Regions from separate parts of the Homo sapiens genome. Here region 2 is linked to region 1. A link is a loop called in an ENCODE intact Hi-C map of the cell type or tissue named here. Cell type or tissue: GM12878. All regions are shown on one strand. Each heading gives the region's core, and the rest is flanking DNA. Links, peaks and the distances in the headings are about the cores only. Region 1 overlaps ALPK2 (alpha kinase 2). Region 2 has its middle 83 kb from the start of SEC11C.

Region 1 (10,682 bases), core at 1,521-9,520:
CTCAAGTCTGGGATAATTTGAAACATAGGGAGAGCCACATATTTATTCCAAAGTCTCAAACAAAAAACTTACTCTACAGCAAAAAAAAAAAAAAAAAAAGGATATTCAGACGTTGTTCTGGTTTTGTTCTTTAAAATGAACTTTGTTTAAACATTCACCAAGATTCTGTGTATGTATGTGTATACATGTGTGTGGTGTACATTTTAGCTTGGGTTCGTTTCATAGTTTAACAACAAAAATTCACCTAGCTTGAGTTTGTCTCAGTTGCATGTTCAAAAACAGTGTTCATTATTGGTTGGTTTTTCAATAGACTTCAAGCCTCCAATATATACATTCCTTCCCTGGAATATACCAGTGGCTTAAAACAAAGTTCACTAAACCATTCTACTTCCTTCATTCCTGGGGTCTCTGAACATATCCCACTGTATGGTTAAAACTGGATGTGAACAAGTCCAGTTATAAGGGGAAGACTTCCGGACAGGGCAGTAAAACACAGAGTGGGCCACAGAGGAGGCTTGTGGAAAGTCCTTCTCCAAGGCTCTAGGATTGGCACAGCCTTTCTGTCATTGAAAGGGGAAGGCAAGGGCTACCCGAAGGGCTGGGGGCTGAACTAGAACTGTCCTGTGAACATCTTCCTTCCAGCCTAGAAATTCTCTGATACTTGGCCCAGAACCACGAAGACCGTTTTTCCTGGCTTGGCCCATGGTCCCCACCCAAGGCTTTCTTCTAGAAGGAATACATGTAGGAGTCAGAAAGGTCTGGATCCCAACCCTGAGGCCGACCTCAGGTGTGCTATGTAGCCTGTCACCCTCAATTTCCTCCTCTGTGAAAGCAGAATGAGCAAGATCACCGCTCAGATGTGTCATGAGGAGTAACGTGTCATGACACCGGCGTGTGAAGCTTCAGCGAAAAGCCCAGTCTTGAGCGTGGTCACGAGTCATTACTTCGTGGTGAGCAGTAGTATTAGTGGGGAACAGTAGTATTAGTGTGCTTTCTCCATGATACAAAACTACCTCGGAAGTCCCAAAGAGTTCTATCCAACATTTGTGGAGTATCTGCTCTGTGCTTAGTACTGGGGGATTCAATGATGAAAAAGAAAAAAAAAAAAAAAAAAAGGCACAGTCCTTGCCCTTGAGGGTCTTCTAGTCTGGGAGGAAATGGACAAACAGAAAATACCAATACAGCTGTAGAAAGCAGTAACAAGTGATCTTGTGCCTTTTTTAACCAAGAGGGTAAGTTCAGTTTCATATCCTCTTACCCTGTAAGGGACAAATCTTTTTACCTTAGGAAATGGCTACAGACAGCAGAACAGCAGTGGTGATTAGCTGTGCAGACAAATGCAAAAGAAGCCCATGTCCAGAGTGTGATCAGAAGAACACAAAGAGTGAAGTTGGCTGCAGGGAGAGGGTACTTAGCATGGGGACTTCTCTGAGAGATCCCATCATCCATCACCAGCCCTAAGGAGCCAGGGCTTGGCAGCACCCCCACCCACCACTCAGTCTGGGCTGAGAAGTCCTCGGGTTGTTTCTCCCAGGGCCATCCAAGGAGATCCTCCCATCCCAGCAGCCAGCTCCTCATCCACTGGTTCCCAGCGGGAACAACATGACCTGTGCTCCATGACCTTGCTCAGCTATCAGTAGGGCCGCTCTACGTGGACAGCTGCCCTTTCAAAAGCCCAGGGAACTCAGAAGGACCTCTCTCCCCAGAGTGGAGAATGGGTTCCTGGTTACCAAGAAGGTACTGATGGCCAAATAGCACCAGAGGGTGCCACCTTGAGGTCTCCATGAAGCCAAGACATGCCACTGCTACACAGAGACTCAAACCAAGCTACCACTTTCTTCTTCTTGGTTTCTTCGAAGTATATTAGTCTTGCCCTACCCACAAGAAAGTCTTCTGACACCTAATTTCCACGCTTTAGCCTGTTAAGGAAAGTACCCAAAACTTGCGGACAAAGGAAGAGGATCACAGTCATTGTTCAACAGGATCATTGAGGATGATCTAGTGAAAGAGAATGCTTTGCTATTTCCCATTTACACAGAACCCACTCAGACACTTTAAGTTACAGGTTAACTTTTAGGTTTCTGTGCAGTAGAAAAGATAACTCCCAAAGTTTATTACCTGTCAAACATTAACCAGTTTTATATCTATTTCAAAATGTATTTCCGCATTCCTTTGCCTGATGGACTATCTAAATCTTCATTCCTCAAATGCTCCTTTGAACAACTCTTGCCATTGTACAGGTTCCCTCATGATTTAGTAAGTTCAAGAAGACCTTTGCTCCACGTTCATATTATATTTGAGAGATTTCAACTCTTTGAAAATGATACAAGACAGTGACATATTTCATGGAGGCACAAATGAAGGGAAACGCTGGACTGGAAGTAGGCATGAGAGAAATTAGCAAACATTTGAAAACCCACTTGAAATAATATAAATGATCTCTCAATAAACAAATGAATTATAACTCTTAAATATTCTCAAGTGTTAGCATGGAGAAAGCAAATGGGTTCAACTAAGCCAGACACTGTCACCAAGGAGAAATGAAGCAAACATCACTAGGAATCAAAGGCCTTAGCCACGCGTCATCAGTAAGTAGAATGCTTACTAATGACATATGCTCCCCAGGGGAAGGTTAGGTTTATCGTAAATACACATCAAATGGAAAAGGGACCCGCAAATATTCAAGTGGTAATTCTGAGCTCAGAGCAAGGCTGATGAATGGAAAAACAGTGAAAATACTGGTTAATTGCTCTTGGCTGACAGCTTCAGAAAATAATTTAAAATGAATAATTAGTACCTTTTTAAGTGAAGCTCTAGGGAACCTCCTTGACTTAAAAAGCAAACCATTTCTTTTCCTTTATAATAATTCTTAAGCCATACCTAAGACAGGCAGGGTAATGGTGACATTTTAGGCAAAGTGGTTATGCTATCAATTACAATCCAGTTAGATGCTCTGGAGTGATGTTAGTAGAAATGAAATCATAGCTCAAGTATTCCATGATTACATTTGAGAAATAGTTTCCAGACATATGTTCCAAGCAGACATATATGATTTAATTAAACAGAAAACTCAGATTTTCTCACTTTTTCAGTCTACTGGTGACAAAATTAAGGGGATTGGAACCCCTCCCATTTCTTAGGGAGCTAAACTGGGAACCCTTTGGCAGAGGGTTGACTTTTGAACCAGGTGATTTGTTTCTAGATTGTGTCAGATGAAGCTTGAATTCATCAGTTCACTTGAACAAGCATTTATTGCCAAGAAAAGCTGCTTAAGGAAGCCAGTAATCAGGTTTATTCCACAGGGGATATTCTTGGCAATGATTCTCACGCTCATCTCTTGCCTCCTCATTCTTCTCTCCTTTATTATCTTAAGGACATGGCTGGACGCAGTGGGTCACTCCTGTAATCCCAGCACTTTGGGAGGCTGAGGCAGGTGGATCACTTGAGGCCAGGAGTTCAAGACCAGCCTGGGCAATGTGGCAAAACCCTGTCTCTACTAAAAATACAAAAGAAAATTAGCCAAGCATGGTGGTGTGCTCCAGTAATCCTAGGTACTCGGGAGGCTGAGGTGGGAGGATCACTTAAGCCCAGGAGGTGGAGGCTGCAGTGAGCCGTGATTGCACCACTATACTCCAGCCTGGGAGATGGGAGTAGCACCTTGTCTCAAAAATAAAAATAAAAATCATAGGGACCCAGAAATAAACAGGTTTTCCCATCTTAGTGATGGCTGCTGGTCACCCTCAATAGCTGTTACTTTTCTGTAACCTCATAGATTGCTGTTGTTGTTGTTTTTATTCATCTCCTTAGCTTTGTTTGACCTTTATCAGATTACTGGGAATTTATGAAACAGAAAACACACCCAAGTTAAATTCACAGACATACAGATGAGAGCTCTTTAATCTTAGGACCACAGAACCTCAGACTAGAATATCATTTGACATGTTCCTTCCCCTGATTTAAAAAATGTAGTGAAAGGTTGTGTGACTTCCCAAAACCCCAGAACTCAATTCTGGCAAAACCTGGGCAAGAATCCTCCATCATTTTCCCCATCCAGACACTTGTCTTCCGATATTTAGTCTTTTTTAATATTGTGGATGTGGAATCTCTGCTTCAATTTTCCTTTTCACGTCCTATAATTTATTCTTTTTTCTTTTTTACAACCATGTTGTGAAATAAACAAGCAACAACTGTGAAAAGTAACCAGGGAAAAACATCGCACCTTCTCTGCACTTGGGCTATGGACTTTGAATCTTTTGTCCAGCAGATAGTAGAATCTTCATGAATTTCTGCAAATTGGCAGCTTAATTTTACATTTCCAGAGTGTTCAGGGAACATCTCAGCTTGGATCTTTTTCAGTAATACTGGAGCTAGAAACAAGATATTTGAAGGTCAGTGTAACAAAAGACTTTCCCATTTCATACCATTTAATTCTCATAACAATCCTGAGAGACAGGAATATTAATTATTATCCCCAATTATGGAAGTGAGAATTGAGTCTCTGAGGGGAGAGGTGGCTTGCCTAAATAGTCGGAAAATTTACAAATCAATCTAATAGAAAATGCTCACTTCCATTACTTAAAATTCTTTAGGTGCAGCCTGTAATGCTTAAAGTGAAATAGAACTTGAGAGATTTTTTCTAAAGGGGATGAGAGGTGGGAGGATTTTAGATATCTATTCTATAGGATCTCATCCAAATAAAGATGTTTTTAAATGATTACCAGATCATCCAGGTCGAAATCAGAGCTAGGAATTAGGGAGTAGAATAAAATCTGGATTATCCAAAAAACTACGGCTAAGCCCCCAAAATGTAAAAGACACCTCAACAATAGGTTATTGGCTGAATAATATTCATCTTTTCCCTTTTATCACACTTGTCTTTGCTGAAGATAACCTAGTAGATTGGAGTGATGTCTGATATCAACCTCATTAGCAAAAGAGAATAGAAGCAATAAGGAAACAATTCCCACTGGTTGGGCTGAGACCTTTGAAATATCACCTCAGTATCAATATCAGTGAGGAACAATTAGCATGCTAATGTGTAATTAGCTAGGGCAGCCACTGGGCGGCAGCCTAGACATTAGAACAAGACAAGGATGAGGCCCCTGTCCCGAGTGGTCGTAACAATTGGGTAGGAAATGAGATTACTGCAGATGTGTGAGTCTATCACAAATTAAGTAGCATAACTCCACAGCGTTGGTAACACAAAAAAGTACATCAGTATAAAACATATGTAATCCGTAGCCAAACCAAGATCACCAATACTGAGACTTTGCTCCACTGCCTCAAATTATACTACGGTGAAAATATCCATGAATTCAAGGTGCTTCTCATCTCTCCTTGGCACCAGCAGATGCTAGGATGACAGAATGCATATTTAAAAGCTAATTCTCTACCCTGGAAGTGATAATGGGCCTGTTGGGTAGCAAATCTTTCAACCAGAGAGTAACCAAGACTGCTAACAGTATCCTGGGAGCCAAGTGGATAATTGAGAGAGAGAGAAAATGTAACAAGTACGTATTGATGGCAAACCCGCATCAGTGCATTTGGGCCTGCTGGTTCCTGCCCAAGCTGAGACCGTGTTCAGGTTCACAATGTCAAACTCTTGGTCCAGGTCTCGACCAAGCCCACCTCCTCATCTGGGCCATTTCCTAGAGGGTCTTTCCAACACCATGCAGTGGCCGGCTTCATGGGTGATGTGGGGACACCTAAATATTCCTAAGCCTGCCAGAACCTGTTGTACCGAACACAAGGAAAATTGGAGGATGGCGGGAAGGGCATGAAATGGGCAGCAGAACTGAATGATGGATGGTCTGTGGGAGATTTGAAGCTTGTTTAGCCGAGGGGCTTTGGGCTTTGGATAGGACCCCTGACTATGTGAGACAGAGGTGGAAAGTGCAGCTGAACGAGCTCAAAGGAGACCTGGAGTGCAGCTAGTTTTTTCTTCCGTGTGCAGGTTGGGCTAGTGTTGAGGGAAAACGGTAGTAAAGTCCCCGGTGAATAAAAAGTTTCTGTTGTACTAAGCTTTGGACATCAAAAACGATTACTCAGGCCTGGCATGGTGGTTCACACCTGTAATCCCAGCACTTTTGGAGGCCGAGGCAGGAGGGTCACCTGAGGCCAGGAGTTGGAGACCAGCCTGGGCAACATAGCAAGATCCCATCTCTAGAAAAAAAAATTAGCCAGGTGCAGTGCGCATGCCTGTGGACCTAGCTACTTAGGAGGCTGAGGTGGGAGGATCGGTTGAGCACAGGAGTTCAAGGCTGCGGTGAGCCATGATCTCGCCACTGCAATCCAGCCTAAGTGACAGAGTGAGACCCTATCTCTAAAGTAATAATAATAATTTTTTAAAAACATTACTTAGGGTTTATTTCTTTTATAATGATCCAAGTCACTGCTCCCCTCATCCTAACTCCCGCCCCACCAGTTAACTGGTGGGAAGGCATTAAATCTGTGCTCCTTTGGGGATAGCAGGGTGGGTACCAGACTGCTGGGTAGGGCACAGTCGAGATGTCAGCCAAGGGGTCTGAAGTGTACCAGCCGGAAAGCAGTGACGAGGACTCAGGATCTTACAAAAGCCATCACAAGAAGGAAGGAGAACTTCCTAATCTGGTGTCTTCCTGGTGGCAACTTTTGTTATTTTTAAGCAATGAAATTGCTGTTGCTTACACTGAGAAAACAAAATAAAAAACCTTTGAGTGCTCAATGGTGGAGTAGATTCTTAAAGGAATTGGCCCACGGCTAGAAAACCGTAACGAACAACTAGAAGGTGATAAGTTGAAAAAAAAAAAAAAAAAAGGACGGGCATGCGGGCATGGTGGCTCATTTTGGGAGGCCAAGGCGGGCAGATCACAAGGTCAAGAGATCTAGACCATCCTGGCCAACATGGTGAAACCCCGTCTCTACTAAATATACAAAAATTAGCTGGGCATGGTGGTGCACACCTATAGTCCCAGCTACTCGGGAGGCTGAGGCTGGAGGATCGCTTGAACCAGGAGGTGGAGGTTGTAGTGAGCCGAGATTGCACCACTGTGCTCCAGCCTAGTGACAGAGCAAGGCTCCGTCTCAAAAAAAAAAAAAAAAAAAAAAAAAAAAATAGGCTGTTGTCAAGGGCTGGCCCTCTGAATGCTGCCATTCCAAAAGGTAAATGCCAGAAGAGAATTATTTTTCCTGTCTCTTGTCATCATCTGTGTTGATTCGTATGGATTAGTGCCCACAGTGGATTCATATTAGATAAATATTCAGTGCATTCATTATCAAAGTCACCATGGAAAATAACATGTCCTTAATAAATGGATGAATATGTTGGTCAAGCAGTTATTTCCCATCAGTCGATGGCCCTTCCAGTACAATAACCTAGTGCTGGTTTGTAGTTAGATCAGGGAGCTGTGATCCTAAAGAAAAGTGGGTGCCAGTGTTCCAGAAACCCGTTCTAATTTTCTCTGCAAAGAAAATCCCCACACGAGAGGGGAGAGGTTGGCCGCCAGTGGCAACTCCTCCGAAGCTGGGAAAGGACTGCAGGGTCAGAACCTACCCCGGCATGGGCAAAACCTGCCTGGGACTCCCATTTACCTGCTGACTCAAGGGTAACTCTGGTGAACCTCCCCCTCCTGCTCCGTCACCAGATGACTCCTACCTTCTGGCCGAGGCCCTGAGTTTTTCAGAGAGGAGGAGCTGTGGATGCCAGCACCACTCTTTCTCCTAATGCTAGGTTGGTATCAACTCAGACACAATGATCTTTTGCCTGAACTAAGCTCTCTATTTATTTCATAAGCATACTGAGCATAAGCATTGCCTCATTTTTTATTTAAAAACACTAATTTAAAAAAACAGTAACTAACAACCATGAGAGCTGTGTTAGGCCATGTGCCATTCAAATTGCTTTGCATTTTTATACCTGAGAGGAGTCTTATCATTAGCACCCCCATTTTACAGGTGGGGAAAGTGAGGCACCCAGAGGCTAAGGCATTTGCCCAGGGCTATCCAGGTACTGCCAGAGGCCAGACTTGAACCCAAGCAATATAACTCCTAATCTATACCCTAACCACCATGATACAACTTGCCCCAGATGGACCCAAACACCCGCTAGTATCTCTAACTGAATCTTTGCCTCTTAATGGCCTCTGTGTTGTGGGTGGCATGAGTAACAACCCTTCAGTGGTCTGGCCTGGAAAAGTCTTTGGTTGTCTCTACCCCGTAGTCTCCGGCAGGGCCCTCTCAGGACAAGGCTGGCTGCCCTCGCATCTACCTGCTTTGCTCAGACCAGTGGCTCCCAGAAGGCGGCATGCTCGGTCTTTGCAGCCTTTAGTGCAATGGCGAGGTTGTGCTGCAGCTGAAATCAAAGTCTTTGACGGCGATTGATTTCAACACTGCCTATCTGGACAGTCCTCTTACCCATGGGTAACTTGAAAAGTCACAGGCAAGAATTCCAAAAAGGTGGTTTTGCTTGTCTACCTTTACCTGCAAAGGAACCCCTATCCCCAAACAAGGGGGTTGAGGCTGGTCCCCAGAGGCAATCTATTCAGCCTCTGGGCTGAAACCAATTTTGAGAGCTTTTGAAACATTGCTTCATTCTATTTAATTTTTTTTTTTTTTTTTGAGACAGGGTCTTGCTCTGTTGCCCAGGCTGGAGTGCAGCTGGAGTGTGGTGGTGTGATCACAGCTCACTGTAGCCTCGACTTTCTGGGGTCAGGTGATTCTCCTTAGCCGCAGAGTAGCTGGGACTACAGACGTGCGCCACCATACCCAGCTAATTTTTTGTATTTTTCGTAGAGATGGGGTTTCGCCATGTTGCTCAGGCTGGTCTCAAACTCCTGGGCTTAAGCAATCCTCCTACCTCGGCCTCCCAAATTGCTGGGATTACAGGTGTGAGCCACAATGCCGAGCCATTCTCTTTAAATATGCTTTAAAATATAGATACTAATAACCTGATTGGATACTTCCAAACTCTTCAGAAGGCAGTTTTGTCTTTAAACCTTTCTGCAACAGGGGTTAGGACCCATTTGATGGGATGGGAATAACAAACGCCAGCCTCAAAATCTAAGGACTCAGGTTAAGAGAGGAGAAAATTCTTCCCTTCTGATCAGCCATCCGTAGCTTTTCGCTCCAGAGCACACAGGCCACTGTAGCTTGCTGCAATATTTTCTCTTCTGACTTCTACCAGGGTGTGTGGGGAGAGAAAGAAGAGCTCTGAAATAAAACAGGCTAAAATTTGGTCTATAAATGGAATTTGGGACTGAAATGATTCCTCAGACAAAGTAGAATTAACTGCAATTTCAGGACTTTTTTTTTTTTTTTAACAGCATCATAGGTAGAGGTTGATCAAGGACTTTTGAGGCTTGAGTGGTCTGAAACCTAGAACAGAGACCTCAGAGGATTTTAGATTTAGATAAATGGGAAGGGTGAGTTGAAAAGAAATGTTACACTCAAATTTGGAAGAAAAAACCAAGGTTCAAGGAAGTTATTTTTAATGAAAAATCAGTGATTAAAGAGGAGAATCCCAATTTGTACCAAAATATTCATTTCCACAAATCCTGCTTAGTGCATGGTCTATTTCATTATACTAATTAGCTACACTGATTAATGCTTCTGTTTATATTTTTAAATAGATTTTGTAAAAGAGGATAATGAAACGGAAAAGCACCTTCATCACATTCCCCTCCAACAGACATGCCTACAGGCGGCCTTTATCAGTGGTTCTCAATCGTGGTTCTCCCGATAGATCACCTGGGAACTTGTTAGAAGTGCAAATTTCACACACTGGGGGAGGGGAGCAATCTGGGTTTTAACAAGTCCTCCAGGTGATTCTGATGCCACATGCTGAAGCCACTTGGCCACAACCATAGCATCAATGCCCACCTGGGGGACACTGGCCTTAATTGCAAAGGACCCTCGAGGACACAGGAACTGGATACCTGGTCTACAAGCCCAAACTTTAACAATGATGGACAGCAACAGAACCTCACCTCTTCCTTCTCTTTTGCAAGATGGCTTTTTTGGGTCTTGTTTCTCTTCTGTGTGTGATAATGATGTTTCGAGTTTGGGCATCTTTTTAAGAAAGGCTGAGTTCTTTCTGATATTTTCCTTTTCTTCCAGTTTCAGCCTCAGTGCTGCCACCCTGGACAAAATTTTCTTCTTTACTCCCTCAGCTAAATGTCCACTGCCTGGGGCTTCTGGCTTCCTCTTGACCTCCTCTGACCCCGTCACTGCTGTGAGGGTCCCTGGCGATTTGCCTGCTCGGGCTTCCAGGGACTTCTCTCTCTCCCTGGACTTTTTCGCACAGCCCAGGGTGCCCTTTTGACATGGATCCTGCAGTAATTTAGGGGCTTTCTCTAACTCACGTTCTCCTGAAATAAATGCCAAGGTCTTCGCTGAGGAGCTAGATGAGCTTGGGGGTTTGGTTTCCCCAATTTGAAGCACCTCTATTTTAGGTTCCTCCATTTTGTGGCTTATCAAAAAGTCTGTGACATTTCCTTCAGGAGATGAAGTACAAGGGAACCTGGTAAGATCAGGAGAAGAGGGCAAAGGTTTCCCACGCTCATTCTCAATAGTTCCCCTTTTCTGTGAAACAGGAAACACATACTGACGCTTTCTGGGCTCAACTATGTCATTTTCAGGGACGTCATGAATTTGGCCTGTGGAGTTGTGCGTGTCAACCCCAAGAGAAGCGTGAGTCATTATTGGAA
Region 2 (10,682 bases), core at 1,738-9,737, 530 kb after region 1:
CTATGCAGAGGGCAGCCGCTGTGAACAGCAGAGGGAGGGGAGCATAGCATTGGCCAACAAGGGGCCAGTCATCCTGGCACATGTCCCGGAGGCAGCTGACCCTGCCCCATCACTGTTCTTGTGCCAGCCCATGTTGCCCAACCGGGAAAGGACAAATTATTCACCTCCGCCTGTTGAGTCTCTACTGCAATGGGACATCGCATCACACCCTTACTATGTGGAATTCTACTCAAGTTCAAAGATCTTGTTGCTTTGGAGCAACAAGATCTATGTGCGTCTTGGCTTCTCCAAAGCCCCAGTTTCCTCGTAATGCATTTGAAGCAAGTGAAAGTGAAATAGCTGTAATGAAATTATATCACCAATTCCACATATGCCTTGAAATCAAGGCTGAAAAGGGAATCGCTAAAGCGTGGCAGGGCCCTAATCTTTGCACGTAACAACTGACTAACTAGATGGCTGCCTTCCATTTGCAAAGGCCCAGCCATATGGACAGGCTTGCATCACCAGCTACCTGCCTGCAGGTAGGGCCCGCTTGTCTGTGATGGGGTACCCAGGGGATAATCTGGGCTGTTTTCCCTGATGCAAACTGATTTGGGCCACTTGCAGGAAGCAGTGGCAAGGATACCAGCCAGTGGCCTTTTTGAGGTAGAGCCCACCTTAGATCCTTGAAAGCAGAGGTGCCAGGGCCCTTTGGAGAGAATTGCCCCCAGGCGCTTCCTCACATTGACGAAAAAAATACTGGTAACCATCTCATCTGGCACAAGCATGGACTGTCTGTGGAACTCATTTTGACCATGTCAATCATCCATGGGAACTCTGGGGTTCTCCACAAAACATCATCTGGAGCCAAGCCCTGGTTCTAAATGAACATGTTCTTTCCACCTAGAGTTGGGGCATGGGGAGAGGCAAAGAAAAGAGAAAAACGTTGACCCCTCTGACTTCCAACCGCACCATAATGATGAGAAACTCTTACATTCCCGTAACATGACAGAGTTCATTTCCCACAACTGTCCTAGGAGATGGGCTATGATCATTTTGCTTTTTTAAACAAAAGAGAAAATTTGTCTGAATCTCCATTTTGTAAAATGGCAGCAATAATACCCACCATCCAGGCTTGGTACAAGGCTCAAGATGAGGGATGTGAAATATGAATATCTCTAACTCAATTTCCTTTGTCTTCCCATGGAAATTCGCCCCACCCACCTACTAAATTCTTCCTCCTAGTCCAGGCAGGTGGAGAGTGTGGAGCAGAACTGGTAAATGAAGGAAGAGTGACCTTTGCTGCTCTCTTTTCAGTGCAATGGCTGGACCTGGTACCTTGCCAATGACTTCCAGTTCCACCTCACCACACCAGTGATTATCTTCATCCATGTAAAGTGAGTCTGATTGGGACAAGCTTTTCTCCTCATGTGCCCTCTTTCACAAAACCCTCAGAAAGTATCCCAGTTCCGTGCAGAGCTGCTTTTTAAAATCTAGGAAACTTTACAGAAAAGTAAATACCAAATCCTCTACGGTCTGCCTTCTTCTGCATTCTTTTCCAACATTGATCCTACGCCAGTCAGTGTGTGTTTTGCAGAGTTACAATCAGTGTGTGCATGTAATATCTAGTGCTCAGCTTTTTCCATTTAACTGTTCTTATAAACATTGCCACATATTGACATAACCTGCATACTTGGCAGTTTTAGGGTTTATCTACCATTTTTATGGTTGGGTATCTAGATTGTGGCCAATTTTTCATGATTATAAATGTCACTGCAATGCATGCCTTTGAACACACTACTTTTTCTCTTAGTTATTTTCACAGGGGCAGATTTCCAACTGGAATTGCTAGGTCAAAGGGTAGGAACAATTCTGTGGCACTTGTCACATATTGTGAGATTGCTCTCCAGAAAGAGTGAAGTAATTTACAACGCCCTCAGCCATGTATCGGTGCACCAGCTTTCCCACATTGGATATTTATCACCTTAATTTTTGTTAGTTTTAGAAACACCTTAAGGCCTCAATAATTCATGGAGAGACTTGTAGTTGTGGATTATTCATGCCATATTTTAAAAATTTATTGTTCTTTGTGTTAAAATATATGTTCAATTTAAGAAACATTGGAAAACATTAGGAGTTAAGAGAGGGGGGAATAATCACCCCAGTTCCACTTTGTCAGTCAAGGGAAGGAGAATTTGCTGCTAATATTTTGGGGCTTATCCTTCTGATATTTTTTCTGCCCAGTTTTTTTTTTTTTTTTTTTTTTTTAAAGAGATGAGGGTCTCACTCTGTCACCCAGGCTGCTATAGTGCGGTGGTGCCATCATAGCTCACTGCAGCCTCCAACTCCTGGGCTCAAACGATTCTCCTGCCTCAACCTCTCGAGTAACAGGCATGGACCACTGCACCTTGCTAATTTTTTACCTTCTGTAAAGAGATGAGGTCTTGCCGTGTTGCCCAGGCTGTGCCCTGCTTTTGATACATGAAAGCATTCTGTATATACACCTTGGTATCTTTCTTTCAATAGTTTTATGACACATGCATTTCCCTATATTATTTTATTTTTAAAGCAACATAATTTAAATGTCTGCATAACATTCCATTCCATGAACTAACTATATAATTTATGTATACCTTCTATTGTTTAATACTGGGATTATTTCCAATGTTATGCATTCATAAATAATGGCTTGATAAATATTTTCATGGAAACCATTTGTCTCCAACTTTGATACTTCTCTACAACATATATCTTTGAGGGGAATTAATAGGTCAAAGGGCATGAATGTCTTTTACGCTCTTGAATCATAATGATAAATCACTTTCCGTAGAGGGAACATCAATATTCAGTCCTCTAGTCATCCAATTTAACTGTTGCCAGAATGGAATATTAATAATAAAACAAAACATCTGAGTCTTCACATGTTCTTCCTTCTGTGTCCAAGTTTCCTCTTCTTATAAGGACACAGTCATATTGGATTAAGGCCCACCCCAATGACCTCGTTTAATGTTAATTATTGCTTTAAAGACTCTATCTTCAAATACAGTCACACTCTGAATTACTGGGGGTTAGGATTTCAACATAGGACTTTGTTGGGGACATAATTCAGCCCATAACATTCAATGTCAGGAAGATTTATGAGTTTAGTTGAAATGGTGCTAGCTGGAAGAGACTTGTGGAGTCTGTGGTGGAGATACTGATCTTGGAAGTAGGTGCCAGGGACTGGGCTCAAGTCCCCCAGGGAGTTAAACACATATTTACTCGGGTGGCTGTGGGTTTTTATTGGATGGCCTGACTACCACTTACCTAGGACACTGAGTTCTTATGCCTCCGCACTCTAGACTTGCCTGGGAACCCATGTGAGTGTCCTTGTGACTGAGGAGCACTGGCCCCGTGTCAGCATCTTTCCCAAAGGCTGTCGTGGAAGGTGGATTTCAGTCCTTCAGCTGAAAACCCACACTGTCCAAACTTGTGACTATGCAACAAGATTTAGCTTATAAGTGGAGGGAAATATAAAAGTAGGGCTTTTCTTCCTTTAGAGAATATAATTCCATGGAATGCCAGTGGAATCAGGTCTTTCTGGAGCTCAGTAATTCAAGGAGAGAAGAGCTAAGGGGTCTGGCAGAAGTCATAGTAAATATACATACAGCATTATTACCATAACCCCCTGCTTACCCTCATAGCAGACATTAGTAATCAATCATAGCATCATGGAGCTAGAATTCATCCTTCTTTCCAAATATTACACTAACATTGGTACTCTGGCTGAAAATAATTTTCTCCCTGTATCACTTGATAACTGAATAGTATCTATCTCATCCCTTCCTCATGAACAGCCATGGCAACTTTCACTAGCAGAATTGCATTGTCAAAGGCATTTTCCAGGTCAGGCTGTGCCTGGATGGTCTCGCACTTGTGTTTGACATTTCTTCCACACCACTGTGGATCCTCTTAATCCCAACCCTCACACTTCGGAGCAGGTACAACCAGACAGCGCCTCACTCTGGGTGCTTCAGGAAACATCCTAGTCTTATACATGCACGGTCCCAAAGTGTGGAGGAATTAATTTGTGTGGGACCATCCTTAACCCATTTGAGATAGAAGACAGTGGGAAAATCCTTCTGTCTTTCATCTCACAGGACAGTTTTAAGGTACATTTCATATGGCCCTGTGGAACATTCTGGAAGAACTGAGCATTGGCCACCTTGATAGCACATCCTGGTATTGGTTTTCCCTGCTTCCCTGTTCTCCTACCCTATCCCTCATTCCTACACCCACGTGAACTACCTGCACCCGGACATTTGTCTCAGGCTCTGCTCCTCAGTTGAAGGCGTGCCTGGTTCCCCCTCTGCATTAGTCCGTTTTCACATGCTATAAAGAACTACCTGAGACTGGGTAATTTATAAAGAAAAGAGGTTTAATTGACTCATGGTTCTGCAGGCTGTGCAGGCTTCTGCTTCTGGGAAGGCCTCAGGAAACTTACAATCAGGGCAGATGGGGAACCAGGCACATCTTAATATGGTGGGAGCAGGAGGAAGAGAGCAAAGCGGGGAGGTGCTACACACTTTTAAACAGCCAGATCTCATGAGAATTCACTCACTATCACAAGAACAGCAAGGGGGAAATCCATCCCCACGATCCAGTCACCTCCTATCAGGCCCCACTTCAACACTGGGGATTACAATTCCACATGAGATATGGGCAGGGACAAAGATCCAAACCATACCATCCTCCTTCTCGATCCTCTCTCCCCTGTGCTTGGAGTGGGTCCACCCCGTGTCCCACCCTGCCTTTGACAGTCCTCTCTCCCAAATCAACCACCACTTGTATCCATATCGGGTTTCATAGATGACAAGGGACGTTCCCAGGCATGGACTCCTTTTGAGCTGCATAGTAAGCCTCAGGGTGGGCAGGCGAGGATGCGATTACTGTTCCTGTCTAGACCAGGAAACTCAAGCTCAAGGCCCTGCCCGGTGTGGCACAACTAATGGATGGTCAAGACCGAGGCTGCCTCAGGTCCTCCAGCCCCAGCCCCGCTCTCCCTGCCACTCATCAGCCTCTCAAAAGCAGGGCCTCTCAAAAGCAGGAAGTACCTCTGATGGTCAGGATTTCCAGCCTTTCGTGCCATAGGAAGCGCATGTGTGGGGCAAGAAACTGAAGGGCACTCCTCTCCGTATCCTCTCTTCTTTGCAGGAGTACACAGATCCTCATCCTCCTTGGGGCCATGCTGTTCTTGGCATCTTTCACAGCCACTGCTCTGATCACCTTGGCATATAAACTTCCTGTCGTGGCTCCATCAGAAACCAGGTAATGCGGTTCCCCAGCCTGCCCCTTTCTGGCCAGGACTTCCCGGGGAGGGCTGCTGAATGCCAGGCTGTTCACCCTGTGCCCTTTGGTTCATGGAAAAAGTGGGTATGAAACTTTTGGTCTGGATGGGAAAGCTGATTGCCTTCTTGCTTCCAAACTTCTGAACCTTTCAACCTGCACTGGTAGGTCCTCTCTGAACTCAACGTTGCCCATTGAAACGCTTCCCAGAGGAAGGAGCGCCCCCATGTGGCTGTACTGTGTTTCTCCTCCAGCAGCCAATTGCTGCTTGGTGGCTCTGTTGGATGGAGAGACTGAACCTACCTCTTCAAGGTCACACAACTAGTAGGTGGCACAGGTGTGATTTGAACTTAGAAGCCAATCCACAGTGCTATTTCCCCTCCCCAATGAGGCATGTATGACACTTACACAGGAAAAACTGTTATGATTACCTGCTAATCTTCTCTCAATGCAGTGACACAAATGAAAATCAGATTATGTCAGTCATCTGCTTGAATTCCTCCAGTGGCCTCATTGGTCACCCTCCTACCTGCTGACACTGGACCAGCCACACCAACTCATCTCAACGCACCAAGCACGCTCCCCGAACCCCCTTCCCCACCCTCCCCAACCCGGGGCCTTAGCACTTGCTTTTGAGCCTGAATTACTCTTCTGTTAAAATCTAAGATCTTGGCAGGGCTTTCTCCTTCACATCTTTCAGGTGTCTGTGCAAATGTCACCTTCTCAGAGCAGCCTTTGCCGATCTTCCAAAATAAAATGGCCAGAACCGTTCCTGGTATGTGAGTGTTCCATGTGAATCTGTGAGTGGGTGGCATATGAGAATAAATGAATGAATTGGTGACAACATCCCAAGCCTCCTGACCAGGAGACTATCATGCCCTTCCCATATCATGGCATGGTGAAGTGATTGAGGAGGAGGCTCACTCATGTCCAGCCCAGCGGTTTTCAACCCTGGCCACATATTAGAGTCACTTGGGAGCTTCTAAATCTACTGATGCTTTCATCCCCACCCACCTCCGAACAATTGAATCAGAATCTCTGGGCATGGGGCCCAGGCAGCGGACTTTTGTAAGCATTCCCAGGGTGCTTACAAATTCTAATTTGCAGAATAAATTCTTATGTGCAGCCACAGTTGAAGAACCATACGTCTAGTCCTCAAACACCTTCCCTTCCTCCAGTGGTCCCTGCATGGGCAGCTAGGGGCTGAGAGTGCGTCTAGCTTCAGTGGGGAATGGTGATAATTTTAACGGTGATAAATTTAAAGCAGGGGTTCTCAATCTGCCTTTGGGAAACTCAGGAGAGTTTTAAAATTTCTAGTCCCTGAGTCCATGTGCAGAGATGATGATTCCCTGGGCTTGGGTATAACCTGGATGCCTCCCGTGAATGGCACTGTTTAGGCAAAGCTTCTCAGCCTTGAGGGGGTATCAGGGTCACCTGGAGGGCTTCTTAACACACAGATGGTTGAGCCCACTGCCAGTAGGTCAGGGTGGGGCCCATGAGTCTGGGTTCCTAATAAGTTCTCAGGTGATGCAGGTGTTTTTTTTTTTTGTCTGTGTTTTTTATTCTATTGCAACAGAGTCTCACTCTGTCATCCAGGCTGGAGCACAGTGGCATGATCACCGCTCACTGCAGCCTCAACCTCCTGAGCTCAAGCGAACCTCCTGCTTCAGCCTCCTGAGAAGCTGGGACTGTAGGCATGTGCCTCCAGGCCTGGCTAATTTTTTTTTTTTTGTAGAGTTGGGGTCTCTCTATGTTGCCCAGATTGGTCTCAAACTCCTGGGCTCAATGATCCTCTTGCCTCGGCTTCCCAAAGTGCTGGGATTACATGTGTGAGCCACCATGCCTGGCCTGACGCAGCTGTTGATGTCAAGGGATGAAACCTTGAAAAACACAGCTTCAAAGAATAGTTTTTGGTGTCCTTTTAATAGCCTGGCCTGGACCTCTCATCACTTCTCTCTCAGGACAGTCTCTGTCCTTGGGACCCTTGGGTTCACATCTGGGTGCTACATTTTTAGAACATTCTGACATATTGGCCACCAGACACAGCTATTTAAAATGAATACACTCATGATATTTCCTTGGGATCTGGGGTGGAGGGGCCTGAGGGAATTTGGAACCTAAACAAGCCAACTTTGGCTGAGGTGGGGCCATGAGGTCACTGTTTGCGCACCATGACTAAGGAAATGAACAAGTGTGCCCTAAATGTACCTTTGGGCTTGCTGATTATTCCAATGGACATCTCAGGGATTTGGATTCCCTTTGCCATGTCCAGATCAAACATAACATTTTGGCTTATTTCCTTGTATTTTTCAGTGAAGAGGCGATTGTATTGTATTTCGTGGAGTACTACACAAAGCCCTACTGCCGATTTGGGCCAGTTCTTGTGGGCCTCTTTCTGAGCATTTACATGCACCAAAACCACCAGGAAAACATTCTCAGAACCAAGGTATGATTTCCCGTGCCTCACTCTATGGGCATGGGTCTGGCTGGGACTGTGTGGCCCACCTGGCCAGGCTCTTCCAAAGCTGTGGATGAAGCAGTCAGCCTGCTGGGTACTGTATTGTGCTGTAGAGTGTTACTGATGTCTCTCTGTGCTAAAGAATCAGAAGGAATTGGCCAGGTGCAGTGGTTAACACCTGTAATCGCAGCACTTTGGGAGGCTGAGGCAGGAGGATCCCTTGAGTCCAGTTCAGGACCAGCTCAGGCAACATGGTGAAACCCCTGTCTTCATTTTTTTTTTTTAATTTAAAGATAAGGCCTTTATCTTCCTGCCAGAGCTTGATTCTCTGCTTTCTTCACTGACCTCTCCTTATGATCCTCCAGATTTGGAACCCAGTGTGGTCCCATCTGTAGGAGCTTTGGTACTGACCCAAAGAAACCACCAATGTGAGAAAACATACCCAGTGAGATTACAATGGCAAGACTTTCTTCTGGAAGAGGATACTGAGTTGGGTTGGATTTTTAACAGCACATGCTCAGTGGTTTCTATATACAAGATTCTTGGTCAGATTTGATGGTTGTGTCTGGGAATCAGGACGTGAGGTGTCTAGAGGGGAAGCTGTTACTTTGCTTTTCCAGATGTACCCCAAGCACTCATTTTCTTCTCTGGCTCCTTTGTGGGCAATCATTCTAGTTCACCATCCAATCTCGTTACTCAAGCTGGAAACCCGGGTTCATCTTGGATGCCTCCTCCTCACTGACCACTGCTCTCAGCCAATCATCCCCCATGCTCTGCCGATGGTTTCTCCTGCCATCCTCTCTCATCCTTTTGAACTGACCTTAAAGCTCTTCTCATCTCATGCCTGGATGTTGTCACTTGTTTCCTTGCCTCTAGTCTTATTGATCTCAAATCTACTCTTGGGGTGATCTATTTAAGACACCACCTTGGCTGTGCCCTTGAACGGTGAAAAATCTTTCAATGACTTCCTTTTACATCCATGATAAGGCTTGATCTGTTCAACAAGGCCTTCAGAGTTCCCATGACATCACTCTGCCTGTCTCTCTAGCATCATCTCTCTCACCACTCTCTGCCTTGCACTTTGCATATCAGTGATACCAACCTGCTCACAGTGCCCTTGACTGCCGCCACTGACACACACACAAGCTGTTCCTGGCATCTGTGCAGTTGCTCATGCTTCTTCCTCCGTCTGGAATCTGCCTCTACCCCCTCCCCTCTACTCACCTCTCCCTTTCATCTGACTTAACTCCTGTTTTGCCTAGAAGGCTCACCTAGACTTTTCACCTCCAGGAAGTCTTTCCTTATCCTTCCAGGCCAGGCTGTGTCCTTCTTTTTGGTTCCTCTGTGCACTGTATATTCCTGGGCCCTGGTTTGTACCGCATGATAAAGCATTTATTCACCCCATAGACTGTGAGCTCCTGGAATTCACTACTTGTATCACCTCTGAATCGCCAGCATCTGGTTCTGAGATCCTGACTCACTGAAGGTACTCAACACATGAATGAATGAAAGAGAATTTTCTTCTCAATGGAGGAAGGGCCAGAAGTTAGGATACAACTCCTGCCCCAAACCCCTCTGCCAGGTCCTACCTTTGTTTGCCTAGGCTTTGTGGGTACCTTACCTAGATGTTCCAGAGAAGAGGCCCTGGTCCTTGGAAAACCTTGTGTTGCCCATGGGAGGAAGAAGAGATAAGATTTTACCGAAAGGAATGAATATACAGAAGCTGTGTGACTTTTTCTATAGGTTGCAGTTACGATATTTTCCTGGAAATGCACAATTCAGTTGTAGACTATAACAGAGTGCCATTAAAGAGAGGCTTCAACATAGTCCAGGTTACATGGGAGCCCAGGGAGAAAATGTGTGTCAGCAAAGGGCAAAACTTAACTTGAAGAGGGAGCATTTGGGAATGACTTCAAGGGCCAGGGTCAGCACCAGGAAGCCCGGAGCTGAAATACAAGCCAAGTTAACCTGGAGAAACGCGCACAGTTGGGTACACCAAACTCAAAGCTTTAGAAGCTAGAAAATAAAGACACGGGGTCTAAACTGGAGGAAGCTGCCAGGAGTGAGATAAGGCAGGATGCACCATAATAAAGATAAGCAGACAAGGACAGAAAGAGAACATGATACCCAAGATGCATTTTGAGAGACTGCAGGCCCATTTGGGCCAGGGAAGTAGCAAAGGGGTGAGGGAGATCCCAGGCTAAAAGAGTGGAGTGCCACTGAGTATGTACCTTTCCTCTCCCGCAGCCAGGAACCTGAGACCTAAGCAGGTCTCAGAGACAAGACGGTGGACTGATCCGATGTTGGTTCAGTGCAGTGTAGACATAATCACAGCAGCTTGAGTACAGCACGGAGAAGCAAGAGAGCTCCTTGGAAGACAGATCTGGGTCTAAAAAGGTCAACTCAGGTGACGCAAGGTCAAGATCTTGAAGTGAGTCAGGTGTTAGGATTTAACTCATGGGGCTATTCTTTGAGCTGAAGACTTCTCACATTCCCATTCCTTCCACTTGACTAGGCTGCTGCCCAGGCCGGGGCTGTGTGCTGGAGGCCCTCACGTTTATGGTGAAGGCGGAAGCCATCAAGGAGCATTAATCTGGTTACCGGACAAAATGGGAGATTAGGAGTGGGTTAGAACATTACTTATTGATTTTCTTTTCACTTTCATTTTGAAATGATTATAGATGCCCCAAAAGTTGCAAAATTAGTACAGAGAGGTGCTGTGTGCTCCAGCTCCCCAACAGGCAACGTGTGACACAACTATGGTACCTGACCACAGCCAGAAAATCACATTGGCACAATAGACCTCAGATCTACCAACACATACTCATTCGCGCACGTCTGTACGGTTCTGGGTAATTTTGTCCCATGTGCAAATTTGTGCAACCACCCCCACAGTCAAGGTACAGAACTCTCTGTCACC

Evidence for each region. Peaks named below come from ENCODE experiments on the same cell type or tissue, not always from the same donor. Only the 100,000 strongest peaks of a DNase experiment are listed, where the experiment ranks them.
Region 2: a loop joins it to region 1, with 2.6 times the contacts of the local background. A loop is called at or near these places in 11 of 110 quality-filtered maps.

Annotation. Positions count from the first base shown.
Region 1 is chr18:58,524,872-58,535,553 of GRCh38, forward strand. It overlaps ALPK2 (alpha kinase 2), which reads right to left. Exons shown (of 13, transcript NM_052947.4): 5 at 9,963-10,682; 6 at 4,220-4,367. Among named protein-coding and RNA genes, the nearest start is that of ALPK2-AS1, 27 kb to the right of the region's middle. RefSeq lists a silencer at 1,197-1,276 and enhancers at 9,929-10,328, 10,429-10,478, 10,471-10,682, 10,589-10,682. In GM12878, for the core only: a CTCF peak has its summit at 5,064 (motif pointing right); a DNase peak (open chromatin) is centred at 5,110; H3K4me3 peaks cover 1,213 bases; H3K27ac peaks cover 2,217 bases.
Region 2 is chr18:59,051,868-59,062,549 of GRCh38, forward strand. It overlaps the pseudogene OACYLP. Among named protein-coding and RNA genes, the nearest start is that of SEC11C, 83 kb to the right of the region's middle. RefSeq lists an enhancer at 10,448-10,682. In GM12878, for the core only: CTCF peaks have their summits at 3,977 and 5,526 (motif pointing left); a DNase peak (open chromatin) is centred at 5,455.